Regions from separate parts of the Mus musculus genome. Here all the other regions are linked to region 3. A link is a loop called in an ENCODE intact Hi-C map of the cell type or tissue named here. Cell type or tissue: left cerebral cortex. All regions are shown on one strand.

What was found. Hi-C counts contacts between places; a loop is a spot of excess contacts. Peaks named below come from ENCODE experiments on the same cell type or tissue, not always from the same donor. Only the 100,000 strongest peaks of a DNase experiment are listed, where the experiment ranks them.
Region 1: a loop joins it to region 3, with 2.0 times the contacts of the local background. A loop is called at or near these places in 3 of 42 quality-filtered maps.
Region 2: it touches region 3 in a loop (2.4-fold over the local background); 6 of 42 quality-filtered maps call a loop at or near these places.

Annotation. Positions count from the first base shown.
Region 1 is chr1:131,490,865-131,494,864 of GRCm38, reverse strand. All of the region lies in intron 2 of Srgap2 (SLIT-ROBO Rho GTPase activating protein 2), which reads left to right. Among named protein-coding and RNA genes, the nearest start is that of Srgap2, 34 kb to the left of the region's middle. In left cerebral cortex, no CTCF peak of the experiment used is centred here; DNase peaks (open chromatin) are centred at 198, 679 and 2,310; H3K27ac peaks cover 718 bases.
Region 2 is chr1:131,480,477-131,484,476 of GRCm38, reverse strand. All of the region lies in intron 2 of Srgap2 (SLIT-ROBO Rho GTPase activating protein 2), which reads left to right. Among named protein-coding and RNA genes, the nearest start is that of Srgap2, 45 kb to the left of the region's middle. In left cerebral cortex, no CTCF peak of the experiment used is centred here; DNase peaks (open chromatin) are centred at 847 and 2,035; H3K27ac peaks cover 1,488 bases.
Region 3 is chr1:131,430,207-131,434,206 of GRCm38, reverse strand. The region is part of intron 3 of Srgap2 (SLIT-ROBO Rho GTPase activating protein 2); the gene reads left to right. Among named protein-coding and RNA genes, the nearest start is that of Srgap2, 95 kb to the left of the region's middle. In left cerebral cortex, no CTCF peak of the experiment used is centred here; a DNase peak (open chromatin) is centred at 2,147; H3K27ac peaks cover 1,398 bases.

The sequences.
Region 1 (4,000 bases), 61 kb before region 3:
CACACCCTAATGCTTCTTTTCCCTTTGTTCATTGTTTTGTTGCCTCATCCAGTGTTCTTTTCGCACTCCCATACTCTGATTTAACATCTTTCATCTGTATCTTTCTGGAGCAGTCCTGGCTGGCAGTGTGCCAGGTTCATCATGTTGAATTATGAGACTGAATAGGAAGCTAGTGGGGTGGTTATACTATTGAGTTCTTCCTTGGAGGTTTTGCAGCTTCGGGGCATTGAAAGATAATGTGGCTTCTTTCCAGGTGAGCTTGAGAAACTGGACACCCACTCATTGTCTGCACTTGCTTTCCTGTAGCCTGCAGAGTGTTGGAGGAGAGTGGTGGGCTGGTGGAGAAGATGACCTCTAGAGGATGTTCTACTTCTGTATGTCTATTCAGCCTCCTCCTTGGAAACCTGCTCTCTGCTGCTTAGTTGCAGCACCCTGGGGCCTTAATTAGTCTGAATTCCATATCAGGTGACTGAATCCCAAGGGCTTTAAAGATCCCAGCTCTGACAAATGAGCAAACCTTCGGTTTCATAGCTATGTAAAGCAGGTCCTAGAAAAGCCCTTGCTCTGTGTCCATAAGGTTGTAAGTGAGGACAGACACTTTCCAATGTGCTGTTCTCATAGTCCTGGAGTTTGGTCATAGAATCTTGAACATTGCAGAGAATCAGAGGTTTTTCTTCCCAGAAGGTTTTGGCCCTGGACCATAACTGCTCCTAGAGCTGTTATGTGTCAGTATGCTGGCCTTGTTCCTAGCAAAGCGAAGATATGAATACTTTAGCTAAACCTCTATAATGTTCACAGAAAGTAACTCAGAATGCAGTTTTTACTTTTCTAGGTGTGGTTTGCTTCCATATGGTAACTAATTCTGGGTGTTGGGGATCTCTGTGCTATGAAGGTTATCACCTTCATTTGTTTTGGGGCTCTTTGAGTTTTCTGGACCCATCTTTTTAGCCATCATTTCCTATTTGGTACCTTTTGTTAAGGTGAAGCCCCATCTACAAGGTAATAATAGACTCAGATTGCCACTGTAAGGACTCACTCACCTTACTCTTGGTCCCTACAGAATGAATTTTCTTCTAGTTAGCTTACACATTTCTCTGACTCTGAGAACAGTAAAACAGCAACAAAACAGACTAATGCTTCAGCTTCAGGTTTCTCCCTTGCTGGCAACAATCAGAAATAATATTTTGTAGAGAACCTGAGGTACTGGTTTCATTGTACTCCCTTGAGTCTGACTGTCAACAATTGGTGGCCATTCCTTGCTTTCCTCTTTAGTGAGCTGGCTACATTGACTTGGTGAATCTCTGATATTGACTCTTTGACCTCACTGCCCTCTTTCCCGCTGTAGGAACTTTTTGTATTATGGAGACATGAAAAGAGTTGGCTTCCTGTGTTTTTTCTATCAGTAAAGCTTGGTTCTCAGAAGTCTGTGTACTGACTCCGTTGTGCTTTAGGAAGACACAGTGGTGATAAGAACAAAGTAGTTTAAAGCACCACATGTGTACATTGGGGATAACTGCACAGAGAAGGTGTGTGTGTGTGTGTGTGTGTGTGTGTGAGAGAGAGAGAGAGAGAGAGAGAGAGAGAGAGAGAGAGAGAGAGAGAGAGAGAGAGCAAATGGTTGATCATTTTTGCAGGCAAAAAAGACAGGTCTACTTTTGTAGAGGTCACAGGCTATTGCAGTGATTTCTTCTTCATTTCCCACTGGAGTTATGTTTCCAATGGTCCAGGAACATTTCATCTCTTTCCATACTCCAAGAGAGCATATTGTTTCTATAACAATGAAAGAAATATTAAATATTAAGAAAGAAATAGTAAAGATGGCAGGGGAGCTTGGAGCACAAATAGCCAATGCAGGTAGCAGGGAGAAGAAAGGAGGCCCTGGATTTTAAAGGGAAACTTCCCAGAGATACTCTGTAGGTACTGTTGGTTACTCAGGGAGATTGTGAATTTATTAGACAGTTCCTGGTTTTCATTTGGGCTTCATGTGTACCCTTCTTTGGGAACTAGAGAAGGGAACAATAACTCCTCAAGGAGCTGTGGCCGAGCTTCTTATCCGCTGGACCAGACAGAGCTGCTGTCAGTAGCAAGCAGGTTGGTTCAAACATCCACATAGATCTCAGAGTTAGGTGTTATTTCATGTGTTTGTTTAGTGTTTGTTTTTGTCTTGTCTGTTTGTTTCCTTTATTCTGTCCTCCCTGCAATCTAAGTCTTCTCTTTCCACAGGAAGTCTTTGCCACTTCCCTTTTCTGCAGCTGTCCCTGGGTTGCTATGGGCTTCTGTCCCTTCCTTTGTGCTGCTTAGCCCTATCCCTTCTTCACAGACACCCTGGGTGGACAGCGGGTTCTGTTCTGGTGCCCTCTTTCTGGAACGGCTGCACCCCACCAAGACAGATGGCTGTCTAGACTATTTTTAACTGTGTCTGGGGAAGAAGATTCTACTATTTTGAAATCCTTTCCACTGATTGACAGTTCTCAAGTCAGAGTTTCTTGCTAATGCTTGGTTTAAAATCTGACGGTTATAATTGAAAATCTTTTCCTTTTGTTCTTTTAAAATCACGTAGTCGAAGGTGGAGAGGGAGTTTGGAAGTCATTTAGGCCCACCCCTAATGAAGAAAATGAAACCCACCAATTCTTAACTTCAAATTGAAATGGGAAATGTCTTTACATCCTCCCATTGAGAATCCCATCTGTTTTGGGATCTGCTTCTGAAAGCACACATTTGGGTATCATTTTGTGAGAATCAATTTAATTTTCTGGAGAAGAAACAAGTGCTTGTCGAGTTGGAAGTGTAGAATGAAGGCATTAACCGACTTACTCTATTTTGTGTCTAGTGAGAAAGTTAAATGGTGCTTGTAAAATTACCTTGCCATAAAGGTAAAGATTAAACCAACCTTCTAACATATGTGGCCCTTTCTAGTTTCTTCTTTTTTCTATTCTCTCAAACCTTTTGTTTAAAGGGAAAAGGGGGTAGCAGTAGTTGTTTCTCTCCTCTCCACCAGTGTGAACCTCTGTGTGTTAAATATTTGCTGTAATGGCTTTGTCGGGTGACTGAAACTCCTTTGAAGCCCCCTTTACACACAGGGCTTTCTGCTAGTATACACTTCCCTTGATACAAGTCTCTGTACTGCCTCCCTTGACTGACAGCGTCACGATAGCAGATAGCTCTGGTGAGAAATAATGGTGCCTCAGTTTCAGTATAGGATTCTTGTTACGTAGTGTGGACATCCAGCATTCCTTGTAAACCAGCACAACTATCTTAAGTGACACTAAAGGGGCTTGGGAAGGGCTCTCTCTCTCTCTCTCTCTCTCTCTCTCTCTCTCTGTCTCTCTCTCTCTCTCTCTCTCTCTCTGGGTACTTATAGATTTTCTACTTCACCTGAGATGTTTTTAAATAGCAGAGGTCATTTCACATGTGGCCAAACCTTAACACTTAGTACAGGCTGCCAGGAGTCAGTGTACAGATTCTTTTTTACAGACATTAGCATCTCAGTCTCTGGAATAGGGCCAAAATTCAGTATTTTTTACCTGTACTAAAACTATGTGAGGTATTTAATATGTCTCAGGTAATTTTTCTCTGCTACATAATTGGCTTTGTTTAAGGGACATAACCTCATTTTGCTATCAACTTAAGAGAAACATGGAAGTGTATTAGAGACATCTTATCTAGGGCAGTTAGGCTAGTGGTGTGTGTCTGTCACTCTTTCGTTTTCTGGGTTTGAACCTATGATCTCAAATGTGCAGAAAAAGAACTGTACCATTGGAATATCCCTAGCTGTTTTTCATTTTACTATTTTGAGACAAGGTCTCACTAAGTAACTCAGACTGACCTTGAGCCCCTGGTCCTTTGCATCAACCTCCTAAGGCTTTTTTTTAATGAAATAAGTTATTAAATATATTTGAACAGTGAAATGCAGAATGCGTCCAGATTTCTAAGTTTTACCACTGTCCTTTTTTATTGCTGTCTTGCTTACCTAATTCAGCAGCAGTATTTAAAAATACCT
Region 2 (4,000 bases), 50 kb before region 3:
CAGTGGTGGTGTACTCAAATACACAAAATAAATAAAATCTTAAAAAAAAAAAAAGGAAAAGAAAAAGTGGCTATAATAAAGGGTGACTTAGTGACTGCTCTCCTCACATGTGTCTCTGTGTGTTCTTAAACTCTGAAGACCTAGCAGTCATCTTGATTCTTTAATTTAACATTTAATTACCCATTTTGTTGCTTATCTGAGTGATATTAATTTTTTTACACCTTATTGAATCCATAAAAGGTAATCCCATTCCCCAGAGGCGAATAGTGCCTGTTCATTTGTCCTGTCAATGGATGCCTTTCTAAATGACCAACAAGAAGTGTGGTGGTTTGAGTTTGTCCTCCCTTGCTTTAAATCATAGAACCCTTGTACTTCCTTTACTATATTTTTCTGTACTCACCAAGCAAAGAAAGTCAGTTAAAGATTTAAAATGTTAAACTCAGAAAGATGCGGCAGTCCTAGTTAGGAGCAGATTTTACCATGCAATCTCAGTCTTCTTTTTATTATTACAATGCGTAGTGTGTTGTATCCCCCTTTTCTTTGTAGTTCTATAATCAGGAGCCTTCTATTTTCTTCCAGTGTTGTGCTATAATTAGTAGTCTAGTCTGAAGTATAAAATGAAAGGTTTTTTTCCCTAGCAGAAATGCTGCTTATTCACTTTATTTTACAAAGAGCCTACTCAGTCTCTACGAGTCATTCAATAATCCAAGAAACATCAATTAGAATGGGCTGTGTAAAACAAGTGCTGTGGGACTGGACAACTGGTTAAGAAAGCTTCCTGCCCTTTCAGGAGGGCTGGAGTTTGCATCCTAGCATTCACATCTGGTGCTTCCTAACTGCCTGTAACTTCCGCTCCAGGGAGTCAGACTTTTTCTTCTGGCTTCTGCAGGTGCCAGAAGAGATACTTCTCTTCTGTGTGCATATGCTTACACACAACTCAACTCACATACACGCACAACAGAAACACTGTTTAAATGCTGAATTCTGAGTATTCAAGGACAAATTCATGCCCTAAATGTGCATCATCTAATTAGAGGCATACATACAAATAACGAGGTGACCAGAGGCATGAAGAGAGTTCTGACTTGGTACTTGTTCATTAATAATAGTTTTCATATTGCTCTATTTGCCTGTTCACTTGGCAGTTCTGTAAGGGCTCAAGGGCCAGGAAGGACTATGAATATGGATGTGGAGTAAATGAGAGAGTGAGTAGATATCTCTTAACAGTGCCAGGCCTGTGGCTTACAGGCTCTCCTGCAAGTCGGTTCACTTGAGTTTGAGAGAACAGTCTGGTCGGTTTACATGGCAAGTTGCAGGCCAGCCAGGACTACAAAGTGAGACCCTGTTTCAAAAACAAAAACAAACAAGAATAACAATAACAATCCCCCCACCCAAAACCTGACAACAATAAGAATAACAGTAACAACAAAAAACACAAGGTGTTCTGCAAATTGTTTGAGCACTAAAGATATATAGGAAATTGTTTGGAATAGAGATGGTTGGGAAACAGTGGATTTTGCATTCTTGCTTATCAGCACGAATCTTACTTGATTTTTAGGGTTGTTTTGGTTAACAATGAGATCAGCATTTTGTAGGTGATTTCACATTGCTTGACCTGTTAAAAGAGACCAATTTTACAGCCTCCTGACCTTTTTTAGGCTCAGAACATGTCCAGAGATATAAAGTTCTGGGTGGATGTGGATATGCTATGTTTTGCTGTCCTGTTGCTGTCTGTCTGTCTGGAGCTGTAGATAGGGTGCTTATGGCCCCTCAGTTCCTATGGGTCTTAGCTCTGGAATGGAATTCCCCCAAGCAGTGCTTTTTGATAGACTGGGCAGGAAATAAATCTGTTGCTCTGTGCCTACTTAAAAAATATTTCCATTTACCTTGGATAATGTACAAGAACAGGGTTTTACACATATTTAAGAGAAAACTGCAAATAAAAAGGATGTGTACACAGTAGCATGAATGGAGTACTATTCTTGGCCTGGGCTGTAACCCAGAGAACAGGAAACAAGATGCTTCAGGATGGCTCGAGCCAAGAGTCTTCAAGTCATAGGGAAACTCATGACAGCTGGTAGCATCCTCCAGACCTTCCTGTTTGGGTAGAAATTTATCCTCCTATATTGAGATGGAGGAAGAGATGCCTCTTTTTTAAAAGATCTTGGAGAAAGGAGATTAAATATTAAGAAACGATCTCCCGCTTGGCCCATCTCTTGTGTAGAAATCCACTTGGTAGAGGGAACTGTTTTTCTCACATTTGGAAGGTTCAGCTTCTGATGAGAAAGACTAAGTGGTCTAAACCTTCAGCAATTTAAATACCCTTTCTTTTGTTCAGACTTTGTCATTATGCTTGAATTCCATTGAACTTTAAAAGTTAAAAGGCTGGACTTGAAATGCATGATGCGTAACTATAGCAAACCACAGTGAGTAGCTAGAAAGTATAGACAACTTCTGGTCACTCAATGGCTACAGATTAATTGACTTGAATATATTAATGTCTGTTAATGGTCTAATCATTTGGCTTCTCTGTCTGATGTGAGATAGAGAGTAATTTGCCCAGGTTGCATCCTCCTGGAACCCCCCCCCCCACACACACACCTGTCACTGTCCTCAGATGATCATTGGTTTAACTTGATCTAGATTAAGTAAGTTAAATATATATCACTACTTATTATTTAATACTAACAATTACACACCATCAGGGTATTAATAAAAAGATACATCTTTAATTTGAACCTGATAAAAGATGGGTGTCTTCAGAGGGCCTGCTATGGCATTTCCTCCAAGTACATTCTCTGAAAAGGACCAGGCCTGGATATAAAACCATTGCACTTCCTCATTGCTTTATGTATAAAAAGACAATCTCATTTCCCCTTTTTTTCTTATTCTAGATACCACATTTATCTGGCTACTCCAAAAGATCATGAAAGAACAGAAATTTTTTATCTTAACAGTGGTACAGAGAAACTTGGCATCTCTTTCACCATTGATAAAAAGTTTTGAGAAACAAGTGTAGGGAAAATACTGCCTATAGACTTGAAAACCATTTACTTAGTTAACAGAATGCTCTTAATTATGTTAACTATGTGCTTTGATTATTCAAGGTCTCTATGCTCTTAATATTTCAGACAATGTTCTGTTGATGCTATGAATTAGCCAGTAGGTGTCTTCATTTGATGAGAAAGAGGGGAAGGTAAAATGAAGACAATCAATTGCCCGCAGATGGAGAATTTACCTAGCATGTATAAGATTCTGAGTTAATCACCTGTACCTCAAATCAGCAACAACAAACTGTAAGCCAGAAAATCCATGAAAGTCACTATGAGTAGCTCCTGTAGATTCCCATACCTGAGTTAAGGGAAGTATATAGACCTCAGGCAAAATAATTTCCAGGTGGTTATAAGAGCATACTTTGGTTTAGAGTATGTCACACTTAGGTTTTCTGGTTTACTATTGCTACTAAATTTTTCTTGTCCTTACTCCGTCCCCAAACTGGTAGCTTTGATTTGAGAGACAGCAAGGATTCCACTGTAGATAACTTTCTATAAGAAATTTGGAAGGAAGTAGGCTAAAGAATTAATCTTGCTTAATCTTCCAGATTATGATTAGTTCTTTTGAGTATGGTGAAGCTCAGAGTTGTTATTTTGGAAGTGTTCTTGGACTGAAATTCAGAGAAAGGTATGTAGTAGAGAATCTGGGCAAGAAAGTGTCTTTACAAACAAAACCTTCCTGTTCAAGCAGTCTTAAGAACTTGCCTGTGAGTTAGTGACTGCAGGGTGCCAGGCCAGTCACTGGTGGGATTCAGAAGGTCTGCTTTTCATAACCGTGGATGCATATTCAATCAACCACATGCTAAAGATAGGTGGGAAAATGGAGCCTGAGAAGGCTGAGGCAGAAGGGCCACAAGTGGGAAAGCTTAGACTGCCTAGCAAGACTATCTTTCTTCCACAAAAGGCAAAAAGCTCCAGGAAACTCCACAAAGAAAAATTTTACTTGT
Region 3 (4,000 bases):
CATTCTGAGAGAAGCAGAGCAGGGGATGGCTTAGTGGTTAAGAGTACTTGCTGCTCTTGAGAGGATCCAAATTGGGTTCTTAGACCCCTATCAGGCAATCTAGAAATCTGTTGCCCTTTTCTGGCCTCTATGAGCACTGTACTCAATTACAACACACACACACACACACACACACACACACACACACACACACACACACATGAAATAAATCCTTTTTTAAAAAAGCTTGAAGACAAAAAGCTTTCTTCTCTCAGAATGGAACATCTGAATTGCTGGGTTTTATAGGTCAAAAATGGTCACATAATAGCACACTTACTTGGTATAGTGTACTAGAAGAGGTGTTGGCTGAGTTGTATGGACAAATGCACTTAATAAGAATAAGATGCTAACCCCAGTGAGCATCTGAAGAATCCACAGAAGTGGCTAACTTCTGTCTTGTCTCACTAATGTGCTGATGGGGCCTCTACTTCTCACTTTAACATTGCGGATGGAATCTTCATTTTCCCATCTCCCCCTCATTTCTGTGTGCTCAGATGTTTGTGTACTACAGGCATTGCTGCAGACAGCTGTGCTCCTGCAACTGTGCTGCCAGTTTGTAGGTAGCATGAAAAAAAAATAATGGCCTTCTCATTTCTGATCTGTTCTTGCTTGCTTGTTTGCCTACTTTTTTCTTTCTTTCTTTTGATGCAGAAAAGACATTTTAGCCATGACTAGTTTGGTTAAGATAGATGTGGCTGCTATAGTAGACTTTATGTAGTGTTAGCTTATGCAAGACAGGTGCAGATTTTTCTATACATAACATTCTTTTAACCAGTCAGGACAGCGTCAGGCTCCTTATCTCACCCCTAGAGTGTCGTTTATTGCTATATATCCCAAAGTAGCTCATTGTCACGATGTCAAATTTCCCCCATTGGGAAAAGCAACAGGGCAAGAGGGAAACATGTCTTTATTCTTTAAAGGTATAGTCTGGAAGCAGCACATACATGCCTTAACTCATCCAGCCAAACACTACAGTCACATGGTTATCTACACTGTTGGGGGGGGCAGGGTAGACAATATATTTATTAATTTGGGTGACCTAGAAAGAGGAGTTTCTATCACTATAGAAGGGGAAAATGTCTGTCACATTGAGGGACAGTGTTTATAACATTGCCTAAGTTTCATGGTGTGTGGAAGGACAAGTGTGTGAAAGAACAATGCCCCCCATCATACATAGTACACATAAAAGAGTAATTTGTTCTGGTTGAGGCCAAGGAAAAGAGACTTTCAGAAGTTCAGTGGTTAGGAATGGAAAAGTAAGACTGCCAAGGCTGTGTATCTTTCCTAAATATTTAATATAATTGACACAATGGAAGAAATTGGAGAATGAAGCATTTTAGATAGAGAATAGTGTTACCATCAGCCCTGAGGTAAGAAAACCATGGCTGATGGATAACTTATTTGCTTTTCTGAACTATATGAACTATAATATTGAGTAAATCTGGAAAAGGTAAGCCAGATTATAGAGGTTTGTAAATACTAGCCTATAGAGTTAGGGCTTTGTTTTGTAAGTATAGAGGAACCACTGACAATTTCTGAGCAAGGAACTGAATTATGTCCATGCTTTAGCAAGGACCTAGATGATTATGGCTGGGGAGATGTCTCAGTGGTTATGGGCGCTGGCTGCTTTTTCAGAGGACCCAGATTCAATTCCCAGCACCCACATGGCAGCTCACAACTGTCTATAACACCCTATCCAAGGGATTTGACACCCTCATACACACACCACACACAAACATGCAGGCAAAAACAGCAATGCAGAGAAAATAAAAATAAATAAATCACTTTAAAAGGAAAGAAACAAAGAACCTAGATGAAAGGACATAGAAGGGATATAGGGTAGTCCATTGGTGACAGTAGTAATATGAGCCAAATGAAAGTCATGCCCTTGGGAATAGAAAGATTGAGCTGAATGTAAAGGCAAGAATCACCTGAGTCAAACAAGCTGGGGCAGAGAAAGCACTTTTTGGTTTTCTAAACTTTGGAGTAGGAAGTATACTGTATCTTCATTCAGCCAGCAAACTGTAGCCTCAATTTTGCTGACTCTATGACTGGTCCCAGAATAGCTCATTCTCAGCAGGCACTTGTCACTTCCCCCAGAGCTGTAGCAGCTGTTGGCCCAGTAATGCCATGAATTTGTCTGCCTGTGCTGCCAGGAGAACAGCTGCCAGCAGCAGCTCAGATAGATCCCGCTCTGGGATGTGGAGTTTATTCAACTTCGGATGGAGCAGGTTGGCCAGAGCTGAAGACAGTACACATGGATTCATCCCACCCTTTTCCAGGCCAGTCTCTTACTCTGGCTCCATCTCAGCCATTCATCCTGGGTTAGGATGGTTATTTTTGTTATAGTTTTAAGTAGCTGCGTTTAGGGGCAAATGTTGCTGAACTCCGTATTTTCATTTTCTTTTGGAAAAAAATGTTTCCTCTGGAAGTCATTACGCTGTCACCCTGTGACTGTGCTTTCTGCTCTTTGTCCATGTTCACCTTTTGTCCTTCCCCACATGGCTCAGTGAAGATAGCCTCATTACAGCCCTTACAGCATGACTCATGTAAAATCTGACCTGATGGTCCCATCCCTCTGCCCCAGACAGTGAAAGAAGCTGTAGACAACTATACTGATTATTCCATTCTACCTTCTGCTAAGTAATGTGGCCTCCCTGTCCACTGATTGTTACAGCCTTGTTTGATTAAAAGTGGAGATAAAATCTTATGTGACAGTAGGAAGCCTTCTTATGGAAGATGTTTTGGCATTTTCTTTGGCTCTTTGAAGAGCATAAATGTATTCCTATTTGTTGTTGAGCCTTTGATTGTCTCTTTAAGTGGAATTTGTGTTAATATTGCCCCACAGGATTCTGAAGGATTCTAATTAATAATGTGCTGGCTTTTCTTTTCTTCTTTTCTTTCAACAAGCTTGCTGTAAATTACTTTTCAGCTCATTTGGTTTTGATCTCCTGCTTTTAATAACTAATGTCTTTGTTTTAATTTGAAGTAGTTTCTCTCCCCCACCCCTACCCCATGTGGAGCTTTAGAGAAACACCATGCTTGGCTATCCTGCTGTGCTTCTTACACAGACCTTATGCTATTTTGTAGCCTGTTGTCAATATTTTCTTATCTTTTCCTTCTCCTTAATAAATATTTGTTGGACGTTTTAAAATTATATTCTAGACTCTTAGAGAAGGATGTCCAAAGAAATTAAAGGGACCTTAACTTAGGACTACCCCCCTCAAAAAAAAACCATAAAAAATAAAAAAATATTTTATTTTTGGTAACATTAAGTTAGCAGTACATGAAGGTTGGGCACAGGCAAAGTAACTCTGCCTACCTGATTTCTGTGAGTTGTTACTCTTGGGAAGGTCGCAGGAGAGCCTGGCCTTGGGATCTCATGAACTAGTAGAGGCTAGAGCACTGGTTGTTCTTCCAGAGGTCCCAGCTTCAGTTCCTACCACCCATATGATAGCTCACCACCTCTGTGATTCCTGTTCCATAGGATCTGATGCCCTCTATTGACCTCTAGGGCATCAGGCACACACATAATATATACATGTAGGCAAAGTACTCAAACACACAAAAAATATAAAGTAATAGAATTTTTTAGATATTCAACTCTCAGTACTCCCTTCAGTAAAAGAATAAGTACACAATTAAAATTCTTGTAGAGTCCATGTTCTTGGTCTTAGGCCTAGCCTATGTATGTGCAGGTTGCTGCAGGTACTTCCCTTTTTTCTGCTAGTGGAATCTTCCTTCAAAATCAAGTTCAAAGCTATTTGCCACCCTCACAAGATGACATTGGGTTGAAAAGCAGAGTCTGCTGACCATAGAGAACATTACAGCTCTGGTTGCAAGTGAGAGAAAAGTGGAGAACCAGAGAAAACCGATTCTCCTTGAGTATGGGACCACCTAAGAGGGCAGCAGTAGGAAAGATAAAGTTGCTAGAAGGAGCACTTCCTGACTTCCTGGGACT